Regions from separate parts of the Mus musculus genome. Here region 1 is linked to region 2. Evidence: chromatin loops called from intact Hi-C (ENCODE). Cell type or tissue: gastrocnemius. All regions are shown on one strand. Each heading gives the region's core, and the rest is flanking DNA. Links, peaks and the distances in the headings are about the cores only.

Evidence for each region. Peaks named below come from ENCODE experiments on the same cell type or tissue, not always from the same donor. Only the 100,000 strongest peaks of a DNase experiment are listed, where the experiment ranks them.
Region 1: a loop joins it to region 2, with 2.5 times the contacts of the local background. A loop is called at or near these places in 3 of 42 quality-filtered maps.

The regions. Positions count from the first base shown.
Region 1 is chr4:117,134,522-117,142,851 of GRCm38, reverse strand. No RefSeq gene overlaps it. Among named protein-coding and RNA genes, the nearest start is that of Plk3, 4.7 kb to the right of the region's middle. In gastrocnemius, for the core only: CTCF peaks have their summits at 2,012 (motif pointing right) and 3,359 (motif pointing right); a DNase peak (open chromatin) is centred at 3,421; H3K27ac peaks cover 945 bases.
Region 2 is chr4:116,714,423-116,722,752 of GRCm38, reverse strand. Ccdc163 (coiled-coil domain containing 163) reads right to left here. Exons shown (of 10, transcript NM_026714.3): 10 at 7,069-7,913. The coding sequence ends at 7,795. Tesk2 (testis-specific kinase 2) reads right to left here and starts at 1,798. Exons shown (of 11, transcript NM_146151.4): 1 at 1,497-1,798. In gastrocnemius, for the core only: a CTCF peak has its summit at 3,153 (motif pointing left); DNase peaks (open chromatin) are centred at 1,878 and 3,163; H3K4me3 peaks cover 2,397 bases; H3K27ac peaks cover 2,311 bases.

The DNA of each region.
Region 1 (8,330 bases), core at 214-8,213, 420 kb before region 2:
GGGATGGGAGTGGGATGAGTCTCATGTAGCCCAGGCTGACCTCAAGTTGCCTGTGTAGGTGAGGATGACCTTGGATTCACGACCTTCTTTCTTGCTTTCAATTCTCAAGAGCTGGGATTGCAGGTGTGTATTGCCACACCCAGTTTTATGCTGTACTGGGAACTGAACCCAGGGACTCCAGCATGTTAGGCAAGCCTTCTACCTAATGAGCTGAATTCTCAGCCCTTTGGTTCTCTCTCTCTCTCTCTCTCTCTCTCTCTCTCTCTCTCTCTCTCTCCCTTCTTTCCTCCCTCCCTCTCTCTCCCATCTCTCTCATCTCTCTCTCAGTGTGTGTGTGTGTGTGTCTGGGGTTTGGGCTGATTGCCTGTTTGAGCTCATGTACTAGAAGATAGAGGTCAATATTCTCTTTGTTTTTTTGAGACAGGGCCTGGAGTTTGTGGATTATAGCCAGGCTGATCAGTCAGCTCTAGGGATTCATCAGTCTCCCCACCTATGAGGATGTGCTGCCATGCCTGGCTCCTCACATGGACTCCAGGATCAAACCCAAGTCCTGGCGCTTGCATTGGGTAACTATGCTGACTGAGATGTCCCCCAGCCTCCTGCTTTAAATCCTCTCTCTCTCTCTCTCTCTCTCTCTCTCTCTCTCTCTCTCTCTTCTCTGTCTCTGTCTCTCCCTCCCTCCCTTCCTCCCTCCCTCCCTTCCTCCCTCCCTCCCTCCCTCCCTCCCTCCCTCCCTCCCTCCCTTCCTTCCTTCCTTCCTTCCTTCCTTCCTTCTATTTGAACCTGGTTCTTTCTGCAGCCCTGGCCGTCCTGGAATTCAGTATATAGACCAGACTGGCCTCGAACTCACAGAGATCCACCTGCCTCCTGAGGGCTGGGATTAGTGTGTTACCACTGCCTCGGCTTGCTTTAAATTTAAAAATTACACTAACTTATTCACTTATTCTGTGTATAGGTAAGTCAGTTCTTTCCCTCTACCATGTGAGTTCTGGGTACTGAATTCAAGTTGTTAGTGGCAAGTGTTTTAACTCAGGGGACCCTTCACACTTTTGAAACTTAAAGTTATTTATTTGGTTATCATCAACACCCCCACCATCATCATCACAGCTGTGTGTGTATACAATGGGCATGTGCAGGTCAGAGGATAAATTTGTGGAATCTCTTTCCCCCTTTATATGGGTTTTGAGGGTGGGACAGGGGTCACCAGTCTTACATGGCAACCGTTTTGTTCTTGTAGAATGTAACTCTGTACGCCATGCTGGCCTCCCTCGATCCAGGAGGTGGGTTGTAGCACATCACAGATAATGAGATCTCCTTGCAGATTAGCCAGGTGTTTGCTCCTGAGTCTGAATCCTAACCTCTTATTCTTGCCCTGTCTTAGCTTCTGATCAAGAGATATATGACTCTGAGTTGCCAAGGGAACCAGGAGTCTAGACCATATGCTCAACAGAGCAGACACAGCATTCAGGGATGGACACACAGAGAGCTCAGAAAAATCTCAGGCTCTCAGCCCTGGAAAGATGAGGCAAGCTGGATCTGCCCACGGGAAGCTGAGTTAACCTTGGGGAAACTGTTTCATCCTGTGAACTTTTATTTCCTTCTGAGGATTATAATCACTTCCATATCACAGGCTTACTGGAAGCAATCAATACACTAAATGCCCAGGTCGGCTCCTGGGCCATGGGAGGCCCACAGATGGGGAGCAGCTGTCAGGGAGAGGAGGCACAGGCAGGCCCTTCTATTACAGCATCCCCAGAATACTGTCCATAGAATACTGTCTACATGCACAGGGCCCCTTGGTTTGATACCATGGCGGAGAGTTGAGAAAGATAATGACATCTAGAAAGCTCCTCCTGGTATCCTGGCTCCCAAAAGAAGATTCAAATAGCTTGTTCACCTTCCAAGTTGCGCAGTTGTCTGGGGGTATAGCTCTGTGGTAGATTCTTTTCATTTTAAAATTTATTTATATATTTTTTAATAAATATATTAATGCTCTATCTGCACATACATCTTTGTGCCAGAAGAGGGCATCAGATCCCTTTATAGATTAAGTCATGAGCCACCTGTAATTTCTGGGAATGAACTCAGGACCTCTAGAAGAGCACCCGGTGCTTTTTTTTTTCCCCCCCAATTTTTTATTAGGTATTTTCTTCATTTACATTTCAAGTGCTATCCCGAAAGTCCCTTATACCCTCCCCACGCAGCCAGTGCTTTTAACCACTGGGGCATCTTACCAGCTCTTAGATTACTTTCTAGATGGCCTTGGACTCAATCTCCAGCACTGGAGAGAGAATGAGAAAGACAGTTGTGCAGGGGGCTCGCAGTGCCATGTTGTGGCTGAGGGTACAAGCCAGGGGAGGAAAGCAAAGAAAGGGGACAGGACATCCCTGGAGGGATTCGGGTGAGGGTCCTGTCTTGAGTGGCAAATGTAGGTCAGATGGCCTGAGCTCAGCCTTCGATCTGAAGCCTAGCAAGAGCTTGGCATCAGACGCTTGGTGAGAACATCTCTTCAGTGTTGGAAAGGAGAACCGGAGAGCCGGGAGTGGGGCCACAGCGTCAGCTGTCAGCTTCACCTCCCCAGAAGCCCATTAAGGCTATCCTGCCCACCATTACCCCAGACCCACTTCCAGACTCCGGTGGCATTGGCTGACTCCAAATAACTCTTTTATCAAACCCCAAAGCGTAATCTAGCCTTCCAAGGTTGTCCACAAGCAGTCTACCTGTTGGCTGCCTACCTACTTTTAGGCAACTTGGGAACCTTGCAAAGTTAGGAAGGGAAAGAATACTTCTAACCCCACCCTCCAGCTTGCAGAATCATTTTAGGGTCCAGTCCTTGAAGTGTTTCAGATATATATATTTGGTTTTGGTTTTTTGAGACAGGGTTTCTCTGTATAGCCCTGGCTGTCCTGGAACTCACTTTGTAGACCAGGCTGGCCTCGAACTCAGAAATCCGCCTGCCTCTGCCTCCCTGAGTGCTGGGATTAAAGGGGTGTGCCACCACCACGCCCAGCTGTGTTTCAGCTATTTTTAACTTTTGGTTAAAAAGTAAGGGTTTTGGTTTGGGCTTTATTATTATTTTTATTATTATGGTTCTTTTGTTTGGAGATGGCCTACTGTAGCCAGCTAGCTTGGAATTTACTATTTAGCTGAGACTGATCTTGAACCTCTACCTCCTGGGTGATAGGATTGTAGGTGGTGATGCTGGTCTAGGCTTATGTCACAAAGGGCCAACTGCGCTAACCCCCAGGTGTTTTCTTCTCTTCCTCCTTATTTTTCTTTCTTTTGGTTTTTCTTTTTTGTTTTTAAAAGATTCATTTATTTTATGCATGAGTGCTCTATCTGCATGTACACTTGAAGGCCAGTAGAGGGCATCAGCTCCCAGTACAGATGGTTGTGAGCCACCACGTGGTTGCTGGGGATTGAATTCAAGACCTTTGGTAGAACAGGCGGTGCTCTTAACTACTGAACCATCTCTCCAGCTTTCTTTTGTTTTTTTCAAAACAGGGTCTCACTGTGTAGCCCTGCCTGTCTTGGAACATGTTCTGTAGAGTAGGCTGGCCTCAAACTCAGAGATCTGCCTGTCTTTGCCATTTGAGTGCTGGGATAAATGGTGTGTGCTATCACCACCTGGTTCTAGTTGTTTTCCTAGACAGTGTCCTTTACAGTTCAGGCTTCCCTACAAACTATGTATGAGAGGCTGACCTTGAACTCCTGATCTTCTGCCTCCCACTGCCAAAGGCTGTGGTTATAGGTGTGTGCCACTATTCCTGGTTTGTGCAATGCTAGGGTTCAAACCCATTGTTTGGTTCTAGGGATTGTCAGATCGCAAAAAAAATCTCATGACAAATGGCCAACTATGGTGCCTTAGCACATCGAGCTGTCTGCTGGACCTCTAGGCTCACTCAGCACCTGCAGCTCCTTCCCGATCTCCTCACCCCTACCTCCCACGCTCTGCCTAAAACCTCAGCAGCCCAGGGGCTTGGCTTCCCCTCCCCTCCCCTGCCCTCCCCTCCCCTCCCCTCCCCTCTCCTCCCCTCCCCTGCCCTCCCCTCCCCTCCTCTCCCTTCCCCTCCCCCTAACTCAGCCTCAAGCTCTCTGTCCTCTTGGTCTTCTTCGCTTCCTCTCTCATTCATCCTCTACCACTCCCACCCCCACCCCCACCCCCACCCCCACCCTCATGCTCCTGCTCTGTCTGCTGGTCTTGTTCGGTCTATTTCTTTCTCTCCTTGTTCAGGTCTCTTCCAGGTGCCCTCTGGCTGTTCTCGCCCTGAAATCTACAATAAAAACCTCCTTAGCCACACCCAGGAGCTGACAGGTGTTCTCAGTTTCATTTAGGGATCAAACCTCATGCCTGCTAGACCAAGGAGTCTCCCAATGGCGCTCCACCCCCACCCCAACTTGTAGTTCTTTATGGACCCGTGAGCCCTCACTTCAGGCCGCCAGGAGCACAGGATCCTGAGCCGTGCTACGCCTGCTTGACTTTTACCCAGCTCTCAGGGTTCACTTTAGAAATCTTACCCGGTTCGGGCGTGGTGGCGCATGCAGGCGGATTTCTGAGTTCGAGGCCAGCCTGGTCTACAAAGTGAGTTCCAGGACAGTCAGAGTTACATAGAGAAACCCTGTCTTGAAACAACAACAAAACAAACAAATTCATAGTTAAGACTTGGTTTAAGATTATGTAACTAAAGCTGGCCATGGTGGCCTTTAGTCCCAGCACTCGGGAGGCAGAGGTAGGCAGATCTCTGAGTTCGAGGCCAGCCTGGGCTACTGAGGGAGCCTCCGTCCCTCTCCTTGGCTTACACATGATGATCTTCCCTGCATTAACCTTTTTTTTTTGTTTTGTTTTTTTGTTTGTTTGTTTTTCGAGACAGGGTTTCTCTGTGTAGCCCTGGCTGTCCTGGCACTCACTTTGTAGACCAGGCTGGCCTCGAACTCAGAAATCTGCCTGTCTGTGCCTCCCAAGTGCTGGGATTAAAAGCGTGCACCACCACCCCGGGCTTGTGGTTTGGTTTTTCAAGACAAGAGTCCCTCTGTGTAGCCCTGGCTGTCCTGGAACTCATTCTGTAGACCAGGCCAGTCTTGAGTTGCTTGTTTTCATTCATCAGGCCAAGATGATCTGGGTCGGTGATTAACAGAAATCAGCTCCTGTTTCTTAGTCTCTAACCTTCGTGTGTGCGCACCAACACCTGTACACCAACACATGTAATTTTAAATTCTGTCCTTCTCTGGGCACTTGCACTTCCACACACACATACACAGAGAGACAGAGACACAGAGAGAAATTAATAATAATTGTTTTAAAAATAAAAAACAGGGGGCTGGAGAGATGGCTCAGCAGGTAAGAGCACCCGACTGCTCTTCCGAAGGTCCAGAGTTCAAATCCCAGCAACCACATGGTGGCTCACAACCATCCGTAATGAGATCTGACTCCCTCTTCTGGAGTGTCTCAAGACAGCTACAGTGTACTTACATATAATAAATAATAAATAAGTCTTAAAAAAATAAAAATAAAAAACAGGAACTGGAGAGATGGCTCAGCAGTTAAGAGCACTGACTCTTCTTCCAGAGGTCCTGAGTTCAATTCCTAGCAACCACATGGTGGCTCACAACCACCTGTAATGAGATCTGATGCCCTCTTCTGGTGTGTCTGAAGACAGCTACAGTGTACTCATATATACATAAAATAAATAAATAGATCTTTTTTTTAAAAAAGTAAAAAGCAAAAAACAGAAAAATCCAAGAAACCTGTCCTGATTTGATCTTGCACCTCCGACTGTGAAAATAATTTTATTAATTTATTTTTTGTCATTTGAACCATTCAAGGTTATTTTGTTATGGCATCTCCAGCAAAGTAATACACAGACATCTTAATTTATTTTCCAGATATAAAGCTGTAACATCAAGCTGGGGATAGTTTAGTAACACTTGCCTCCCGTAGACAAAGCCCTGGGCTTAATTCCCAGACCATAGCATAAAAGTAACCAGTAGTGAATATATCTTTTTCAAAGATCTAATTTTTATTATTTTATGTGTGAGTGTTTTGTCTGCATCACACATGGCCTGGTATCCTGGTGCCCAGAAAGGTGACGGGCCTCCATGATTCCCAGGATGCTGGGTCCTTTGCAACAAGTGCTCTTAACCACTGCGCTAACTCTCCAGGGCCAAATAGACAGGATGTTATTTACTCCAGGTTAGTCTCAGGTTCACTCTGCAGGGAGACCTTTTTCACTTTTCTGCAGCTGTGATAAACACCCAGACCAAAAGCAGCCTGGGGAGGGAAGGTTTATTTCATTTTATAGGTTACAGTCAGTCACAGAGGGAAGCCAGGGCAAGACGCTGAAGCAGGAACTGAGGCAGAAACCACGGAGGAGTGCTGCCTCATGCCTGGCTCCCTCACTTGCTCCTTGTTAGCTTCCTTAAATAATTAATTACACACGTACTTATGTGAGTATGCACATGCCAGGTACCCAGCTGAGAAGGCTGGAGGTGTAGAGTTCCCCAGGAGCTCTGGTCACTCAGTGAATTCAGGTCCTCTGACAGAAAGAACACTGTGTTCTCCTAACCGCTGAGTCATCTCTCCAGATCACTCGGCTAGCTTCCGTCTATAGTTCAGCTCTACCTACCCAGGGGTGGTGCCACACGCGGTGGGCAGGGCCCTCCCATGCCAATCATCAATCAAGACAATTCCTCCCAGGCCAAAGGTCAACCTGAACTGTGTAGTTGCCCAGCGAGACTCTGTCAGATGACTCTTCATTACGTCAGGGTGACAGTTGACTTTAACTAGGACAACCTTGGACTCCTGAACCTCTTGCCTCAACTCCAGCTCAGATTTTTGACTCTGTCTTTTGAAGCTCTACCTGTGCTTCAGGCCATGTGACCTGAAGAGTTTGTCCTTTCTGGCCCTACCACTACCTTCTCCGCCAGGGAAATTGCTAAGCATAGCACCTAGGACTTTCCTGCCCACCCCTATCATTTAAACTACTAATATTTCTCCTGGTCTTAGGCTTTTTGGGACGTGTGTGTGTGTGTGTGTGTGTGTGTGTGTGTGTCCATGTCTTCACAGTATGTACATGCAAGATGAAATGCAGATGAGACCAAAGGCAGGGACGGCCGTATGCAATAATCCCAACAAGATAGGTTATGATCCAGACCAGACACTGGGGAAGGAGGGAGCTGATTCACAGCTGTATGTGTGTGTTTGTTGGTTTTTCTGGGTGCTCCTTGTTTACTTCCGTCTTAGCACTTTTCACAGCCTGTAATTACTTTATTTATGTACTTAAGTCTGTTTCCACAATAGAGAAACTGCAGAAACTAAGTAAGGGCTGCAGCCTTGGCCATTCTTATTGGTAGCAGCGCCTGCCACTTTGCAGATGTTTTCAGTAAATCTGAGGTCTGAATGTATGGCTCCAAGTGAAAACGAAGGCTACACAGCCAGCAGGAGATCTGTGACCCCTGGAGAAAGTTTAGGGATTAAGATTCCACTGGGGAAACTAGGCAGGTGGTGGCATACTCCTTTAATCCCAGCACTCTGGAGGCAGAGACAGGCAGCAGATCTCTGAGTTGGAGGCCAGCCTGGTTTACAGAATGATTCCAGGACAGCCAAGTCTACACAGAGAAACCTATTTCAAGGAAAAAAAAAAAAAAAAAAAAAGATTTCACATCGAAGCCGGGCAGTGGTGGAGGGGCAGAGACAGGTAGGAAGTCAAGGCCAGTCTGGTTTACAGGTCGAATTCCTGGCTTCCTGGAAACTCTGTCACAAAACAAAACAAAAACCAAAACAACCCTCCACAACACCCCCCCCCCAAAAAAAAAACCCACACAGAAAAAGATTCCACATAGATCATAGATTCCTGCCACCTACTTGAGTTTATCTGTAATGGACTTCAAAGCTAACTGCCCAGTTGCAGGTCTCTAGCACCTAAGAGTGTCCAGTTCTCATTCCTCACTGTCTGGCCTTTTGCCTGCTGACTCGGTGCAATAGGTATTTTTGAGAATATGATGGGGAACTCAGGGTCTGGGGCAGAGGTACAGGTCTGGAGTCCCATCATGTCAAAGGTGAAGACAGAAGGACCTCGAGTTCAAAGCCAGCCTGGATCACATGACAGCTACTCTGCCTCAGCTCTCCTTTCCCTCAGAAGAATAATAAGGTAGAATTGGGTAGCAGAAGATGTAGCCTGGAACATGGTGAAAAACAGTGAATACTGGGAGGCAGGGGCAGGTGGATCTTTGATTTCAAAGCCAGCCTGGTCTACATAGTGGGTTCTGGGACAGCCAGGGCCACACAGAGACACCCTGTCTTGGAAAAACAAAACGCAAACATAAAACCTTGA
Region 2 (8,330 bases), core at 88-8,087:
GCTATAACGCTCATGTCAGAAACTCACCGCAGTTCCGTCAACCTCCAGAGAAAGCTGATTTATCTACAGATAACTGATCACAATAAAAATAAGACCAGTCTAGTGTGATAACACGCATAATTCCCGGCTGGCCTACCCTCAAACAAGCAGAAAAAGAGAGAAAGAAGGCAGATGTGCTGCTCACTGCCGCCTGCCTTCCACTTACTCCTAAATCCGTGGGCTGACCACTGCATTACAACCACCAGATTATCAAAACTGCCTTTGAAAGAAAACAAGTCACTTCCTAATTGCCAGACTCGTGGCTTCACACTCTCCTGCTGCTTGACCTGGGAAGCGCCTGGTATCCCCCTCCCTTCTGGAGACTGTCTTTGGCTTCTGTGATACTGCCACAGTGTTCTAGCTCTCTTCAGTGTCTGTTATCCTCAGCAATGCTGCCTCTGTCCACAGCCCAATTCTCCGCTTTCTGGAGTACTACGAGGGGGTGCTAAGGTTTCAAGTATTCCTATTTAATTCCAATTTATGTCTTTAGAGCCTAACTTAATCAGTTCTATGAGCAACTTTCCACCTCTATTTGAAAAACTCGGGTTGAACTTGTCCACAACCCAACTTATCATTCTTCAGATCTACTTCTTTACATTGTTAGCACCACCAACCCAATACCATAAACCAATGAGAAAGCCCTTATGTAGAAAAGCAGAAAGCAAAAAACCCTCTAAATTCTATTCTAAAATTCTTGGAATTTCATGCCATTCTCTTCATTTTCCACAACTATTCCAGTCCATTCATCCTCTTCTCACGCACAAAACACAGCAGCCTCCTGACTACCTGGGCCTTCTGCCCTCCGGTCTTACTTTCAATCTTTCTTTCACATTTTCCAGAGATAATCCATATCAAACTCCTGCTTACAACCTTCAATGGCTCCGTATGCCTACAAATAAAGTCCAAATTCTTTAACAAGTTTTTCTCAGAGGTTTAAATTAAAAGGTTTTTCAATTGGACTAATCTGGCTTTTATTTCCAACTAAATCAGAATCGTAGTTTAGATAAGAGTCTTCTTCAAAATGAAGGGTAAGAACGTGAATAAAAAGGAGAGAAGTCTCTTAGGATAGGAGTCAGGGTGGTTAGGAGAGATGAGCACGTTTCGGAGGGAATCCAGATCTCAGAGGGAGAAGGGGGCTCGGAGACTAGTGAGGCACACTCAGTAGGGGAACGGGACGTGAAGGATTCCACAACTTCACAAGTGAGGAAGGTCAGACACAAACAACCCTTTTGAGTATAACGTCCAATGGGTTCTTGACCCCTGAGACGAGGTGGGGACTGTCCCGGGACCCGGAGGGAACTGAGAAGGAAAGGGGGAGAGGGGCAAGAGACAGTCCCCGCTTCTTTGAGAATCTCAAGTACAGCACCGGATTGTCCAGTGCTCAGCGACCCATGAGCCAAGCTGCGCGCAGGGCAGGGATGCCGAGCCTTGGTCCCCAGGCACTCTCCCGACGTTACCTGAGGCACAACTGAGCCGCGGAGGGGGCGTCTGCGCCGGCCAGAGGGTAAGGGAGGCAGCGGCCCAGAGCGAGCATAGCAGCTCCCGGCCGCGGCTGTTTAGCCTGCGGAGGAGGTGAGGGTCCCTTGGGCAGAAGCCGGAGATTGCTCAGGGCCAGCGGCGGCGCAGGAGCTGGAGGCTACTGCCATGGCCTTGCGGTCTGAGCTGCTTTCCCCCGCCTACTCGGCGGGGCCCGGAGGCGGATCACCGCTGGGACTGAGAAGGCAGCTGGAAACTCTCGGCTCCCCGCCGGTGAGTGTCTGAAACGCCTGGGGGGCAGGGGGCTGGGGGCGGGGCCCCGTGAGCTCCGCCCCCTCCTCAGGCCTCCCTCAGAGCAGCCAATCAATCGTCAACCTTTGACAAACGAGCTAATAGAGTTGCCCAATTAACGTTAGGAATGCCACGTGGTACGAGGGTGGGCACAATGGGCGTACAGAAAAGCCAATCAGCAACGCTCGGCGCCAACTCTTAGAAGATGAAGGGAACCAATAGGAAGAGAGTGGAGTTAAAAACAGAGGGGACAGTGTGTTGAAAAAGCGGAACCGGAGAGAATTCACCTTGGGGAAAACCTAGTCTAAAGAGTCTCAGAGGGCGGGACACAAGAGAGACCAATCAAACCCCCCCAAACAGAAGCGAATGGTAAATTAATTAAGCCAATTAAACAAGCACTAAACTGGCGCGGCTTTTGAATAAGGTGTTCTGCTGGATCGAATGCAGTGTCCTGCAGGAACGCAGTATATTGACAAGCTAAAATTAGCACATAATTCCTAACAACTTGAGAAAGAGCAGTAAGTATAACTTAAACGAAATGCCAAAGGGAGAGATTGAATTCAGGGAAGGCTTAGAGGATTGGTATCACCAGCTAGATGGAAAGGAGAGATATGAAAGATCTTCGAAGGGAATAACAATTCTACCCAACTGTTCATCAGGTACAGATTTCCTCACACTTTCCATAGCCATGGATCTCAAGGGTTCATAATTTTATAGCTGAACAGACTGCTAAAGAAGAATAAGAGCAGTGGGATATAGGTCTTACTCCCAACGGTTTAGGGGCCTCCCTTCAGAAATCTTTAGCATGTGAGACATAATTAAAATATGTCTAGGAGCCGAGCATGGTGGCGCACGCCTTTAATCCCAGCACTCAGGAGGCAGAGGCAGGCGGATTTCTGAGTTCGAGGCCAGCCTGGTCTACCGAGTGAGTTCCAAGACAGCCAGGGCTGCACAGAGAAACCCTGTCTCGAATAACAAAAAAAAATAAATAAATAAATAAATACTAGGGGCAGAAAGCAATGGTAATGTACCATGTGGTCCAGGGTTCAATTCCCAGCACTGAAAATAATAACACCAATGGAATGTAGTGCTACTGACAGCTGAGTTTATGAAAATGTATAGTAGGAAATAAAATTGCAAGAGGCTGAACATGAGTGGAGTTTAAATAATAAAATTATCTTTTTATTTTAAATGCTGTGTGATTTATCCTTGAACAGAAGCATAACCTAAACAGGGAATTGTTTGAGGAAGAGTAATTAGCTCACAGAATCTCTGAAGGGAGGTACTCAGGCACAGTTCTCTTGGCCTGTTCAGGATCTTTCTGACATAAATTATGTGCTGCCACCTGGTGGCAGTTCAGACCCACTGTTCCACCGTTGTCCTTTAACATTTCTGTTGAAAGATTTGGCACCCTTGCAAGTGTGTCTCCCATAGAGCTTGATACAAACAGTTGATAAATACTACTGGTAGCAATCGGAGCTAATGCCACCATGCCAGATAAATTATCTGCCCAGTGAAAGACAGAGAGAGGCTTGGCGAAAAGGCTTGTGTTAAATGTGGATCTAAATAACAAAAATTTTTTAAATTTGGGGCTGGAGATGCAGTCCATTTGGCAGTGTTAGTATGCACGGCGCCCAGATGTGGTGTCACACTCCTATCAAATCACCATTCAGAAAGTGGAGGCAGGATTTCAGGAGTTCAAGGTCATCCTCAGCTAGATATGGAGTCTAGACCAGCCTGGGACACTTGATACCTGGCCTCAAAATAAAAACTATTAAATAGAGGAAGGAGGAAAAACAACAACACCAAGGGTTCAAGTAGTTACCGTGCAAACCTGAGGAAGAGTCTGTCATCCCAGCACTCCTGGAAGGTGGGAGGCAAAGACCAACACCAGAGCTGCCTCCTAATCCCAACATGTACTCGGTAGCATGAATGTACACAAACAAGCCAGGTATGGTCTACATACCTATAATACCTGGGGTGTGGCGACAGGAGGAACAAGGCCACCTTTGGCTATATAAAGAGTCTAAAGCAAGCCTGGACAACACAGGATTCTGTCATATACACACCAAAATAAATCAATAAAATAAAACTGGGTCTGAAGCTAAGTATGATATCACTGTATCACTTGTAATCCTGGCAATCAGGAGACTCAGGCAGGATGGAAACAAGTTTGAAGCCAACCTGAGCTACAGAGTTCTGAGTCAGTCCAAGTAAATGCATACTACATACTACATACTAAATGAAAACAGGGCTGAAGAGATGGCTCAGCAGGTAAGAGCACTGACTGCTTTTGCAGAGGATCCTGGTTCGATTCCCAGCACATATATGCTGATTCTAGTTAACTCCAGTTCCAGAGGATCCAGTGCTCTCACCTGGCCTCTGCAGGCACCAGACAAGCACAGTGGTACAGACACACATGCAGGCAAAGCAAAGCACTTACTCACATGAAATAACAATAAATAAAACAAAAGCAAAAAGAACCTCTCCTCTCCTTCCCTCTCTCTCAAGGTCTTTTTTTTTTGTCCTTTTTCAAGACAGGGTTTCTCTGTGTAGCCCTGGCTGTCCTGGAACTCACTCTGTAGACCAGGCAGGCCTCGAACTCAGAAATTCGCCTGCCTCTGCCTCCCTAGTGCTGGGATTAAAGGCATGTGCCACCACTGCCCGGCACAAGGTCTTATTATACAGTTCAGAGATGGTCTTGAACTCAGAGATCCATCTGCCTCTTCCCAAGAGCTGGGCTTAAAGGTGTGCACTATCATACCCACTGAGAGACCCTGCCTCTGGTCACCACATACTCATGCTCAAAATAATCAGGTGCAAATGCACACATGCACACACACATGTACGCAACTGTGCACACACTCGCACACATGTGCACACGCACATGTACACACACACACCCCAACAAAAAAATGTGGAAGATATCCCTATAACTATTCAATGTCCAAGGCCCTCTCCCCATAATGTTGGCTATTAGTTGGGCCAGAAATTTAAATATACCATTACTAAAAGTAGCTCCCATTTTACTACCTCATCCTTCTATTTTTTTTTTTTTAAGATAACTGTCTCCTCTTGCCAGCCTGAACTAAGAGTTGGAACCTTCCCATAAGCTGACTGCACATCTTAGTTCTAAGCAAATGCATCCGAAGACCTAACTGGTGGATGGATGGCATTATCTCTTGTCTACAGTTACCACTGGCAGAGGCTTCATGAGGTCTCTGAAATGCTGCTGATTCTTAGGAAATCTTGAACCCCCTAGAACATAAAGTCCAGAAAAGCAGAAAGCAAAGCTGACCTTCAATGCCAGAGATCTTGAGTTCAATTCCCAGCAACCACATGGGATCCAATGCACTCTTCTAGTGTGTGTCTGAAGACAGCTGCAGTGTACTCATATAAATAAAAAATAAATAAATCTTTTTTTTTTTTTAAAGCCAGTAAGCTACCTTCCTCCATGTCAGTTCCTGCCTCCAGGTCCCTGTCCTGACTTCTCTTCAGGATTGAACGATGGGTAAAATTCACCGTTTCCTCCTCCAGTTGCTTTTAGTGTTTTGTCACAGCAATAGAAAAGTAAGCTAAGGACTAAACCGCTAACCATAAGACATATTTGTTTTGTTGTCATTATTGTTGGTTTTGACACAGGGATGTCTTATGCAGCCCAAGCTGGCCTCAAACTCCAGATCCTTGGGCTGGGGAGGTGGCTCAGTGGTTAAGAGCACTGACTGCTCTTCCAGAGGTCCTGAGTTCAATTCCAGTAACCACATGGTGGCTCACAACCATCTGTAATGTGATCCAGTGCCCTCTTCTGGTGAGTCTGAAGACAGTGACAATGTACTCATATACATAAAAATAAATAATAAAAAAAAAACCCTCCAGATCCTTTTGTCTCCACTTCCCTAGTGGTAGGATTACAGGTATATACCACAACCTTTATTTATTTATAATTATTTCAGATAACTACATGAAATATGTATAAGGCATTTTTTAAATGAAATTGAATAAAAATGGACCAGAGGTATAGCATTACCACTTGTTTAGCATTTTTTAAAGATGTTTTTTAAAATTTATTTTAATGTATATGAATACACGGTCTCTATCTTCATGCACACCAGAAGAGGGTGTCAGAGGGCGTCAGATCTCATTACAGATGGTTGTGAGCCACCATGTGGTTGCTGGGAATTGAACTTAGGACCTCTGGAAGAGCAGTCTATGCTTTTAACCACTGAGGCATCTCTCCAGCCCCCTTGTTTAGCATTTAATGAGGCTCTGGGTACAATAATCCCTGCCATTGCAAGGAAAAGACAGGTGGGTGGCAGCAAGCAAGCCAGCTAGCAGACTAGTAGGTATGGCAGCATATACCTCCAATTTTAGAATTTAGGTTTTAGCAAGAGGATCAGAAAGTTCAAGGTCATTGTGGTGGTTTAAATGAGAAGTGCCCCCCATAGGCTCATATTTTCAACACTTGTTCTTCAATTGTTGGTACTCTTTCAGAAGGATTAGAGGTATGGTCTTATTGGAGGTGTGCCACTGGGTCATTAAAGTTTCAAAAGATCTGCCAGTCCCTGTGCACCCTCTGTGCTTCCCGCTCGTGGATGGGATGTAGTCTCAGATGGTTGTGATCTCGGCTTCTGCTCGTGTCGTGCCAGCCCACCAGCTGCTGACATGTATCTCACCATGATGGTGCTGGGCCCTGTGAAATTACAAGCCCCAAGACAACTCTCCCTCTAGGAGATGCCTTGGTTGTGGCATTTTATCACAGTATTAGGAAAGTAACTAAGACAGTCAACTTCACTCAAAGCCAATCTGTGTGACATAAAATCCTGCCTCAAGGAGCTGGAGAGATGGCTCAGTGGTTAAGAGCACTAACAGTTCCTCCAGAGGTCCTGAGTTCAATTCCCAGCAACCACATGGTGGCTCATAACCATCTGTAATGGAATACGATGCCCTCTTCTGGTGTGTCAGAAGACAGCTACAGTGTATTCATATAAATAAAATAAATCTCCTTAAAAAAAGAAAACCCTGCCTCAAAAAATTAAAAAGGAGCTAAAGAGATGGCCCAATGGTTAGGAGCACTTACTACTCTTTGATGGCCAGCATCTATATGGCAACTCACCATCGTGTATAAGTCCAATTCAAGAGGATCTGATGCCTTCTTCTGACCCCTCAGGACCTTACACGCAGATGGTGCATAGACATACGTGCAGGCAGAATTCCCATACACATAAAGTAATAAAAGAATGTTTAAAAATAAAAATAGTATAATTTGAATCATGGAACTCTTTATTTCCTCAAGAAGGTTATAGCAAAAAATACTTCTTGGCTAGGTGTAGCAGTGCCCACCTTTGATGCCAGGACTAGGGAGGCAGAGGCAGGAGAACCCTGAGAGTTCAAGGAGAGCCTGTTCCCAGAACAGCCAGGGCTACTTAAACAGATCCTTTCTCAAAATAAGAAATAGAGATTTTGGTTTTGTTGGCTTTTGTTTGTTTGTTTTGAAGACAACTCGATTTCAGAGAAACAGAACTGTAGACATACAGACTGGGCTACTGAGGGTGAGGAGGTAGGGAGAAGCTGGGGTAAGCCTCCCAGCAGTGTGACTGACTGGATCTAGTGCCCACCGGAACATCACACTCTCCTTTGTGATCACCTCAATACTCCCAACATCCTAACCTATTCTACTCACCAAACAAGAGATCATTTCTTCCCAAGTTCACTGGAGCTCAGTCAAAGGTGCACCTATGATTGTCAGATTTCAAAGGCAGGGGTCACAGGAACCAGGTAAGTAACAAGAAGGAAAGGTATGGCCCAGCCTATCCCATGTGGGGCAAGATTTACAGAGAACACATCAGGGAGAATGAAGCTACTTTATTTTGAATTAGCCAGGGAGAAGGACTGGCTGCACAGTGCGATGCCTCGGTAAAGAGGGCATGAACGGAGAGGATGAGGAGGCTGCCTGGGATAGAAGCTGCACCTCATTTTTCTCACAAGTTCTTACAGGTCACTCTGGAAGATCGTGGGGCCCTCAAGGAACAGGTCCTCTTGCCCTAGACTCCAGGCATGGAACTGAGAGCTGCTGGGTTCCAGGTTAGGAAGGGAGTTGTTCTGGAGTTCTAAGATGAAGGAAAATAAAATTAAATTTAAAAAGAAATTAGCATCCCAGCACTCGGGAGGCAGAGGCAGGCAGATTTCTGAGTTCGAGGCCAGCCTGGTTTACAAAGTGAGTTCCAGGACAGCCAGGGCTACACAGAGAAACCCTGTCTCAAAACAAAACAAAACAAAACAAAACAAAACAAAAAAGCAAAAAACAAAGCCAACTCCCCCCAACCCCCAAAAAAAGAAAGAAATTAGCAAGACTGCCATGCACAGAACTAGGCCCTGGACCACCCTGGAAAAGACACACAGGCCTGATCTGAATGTGCTGATTCTCTGGCGATTTCTGACTATCTGTCTGTACCTATGCCCCAACTACAATTAAGTGGTTAAATGAAAATGTGGTGGCCCATGACTGTAATCCTAACACCAGGAAC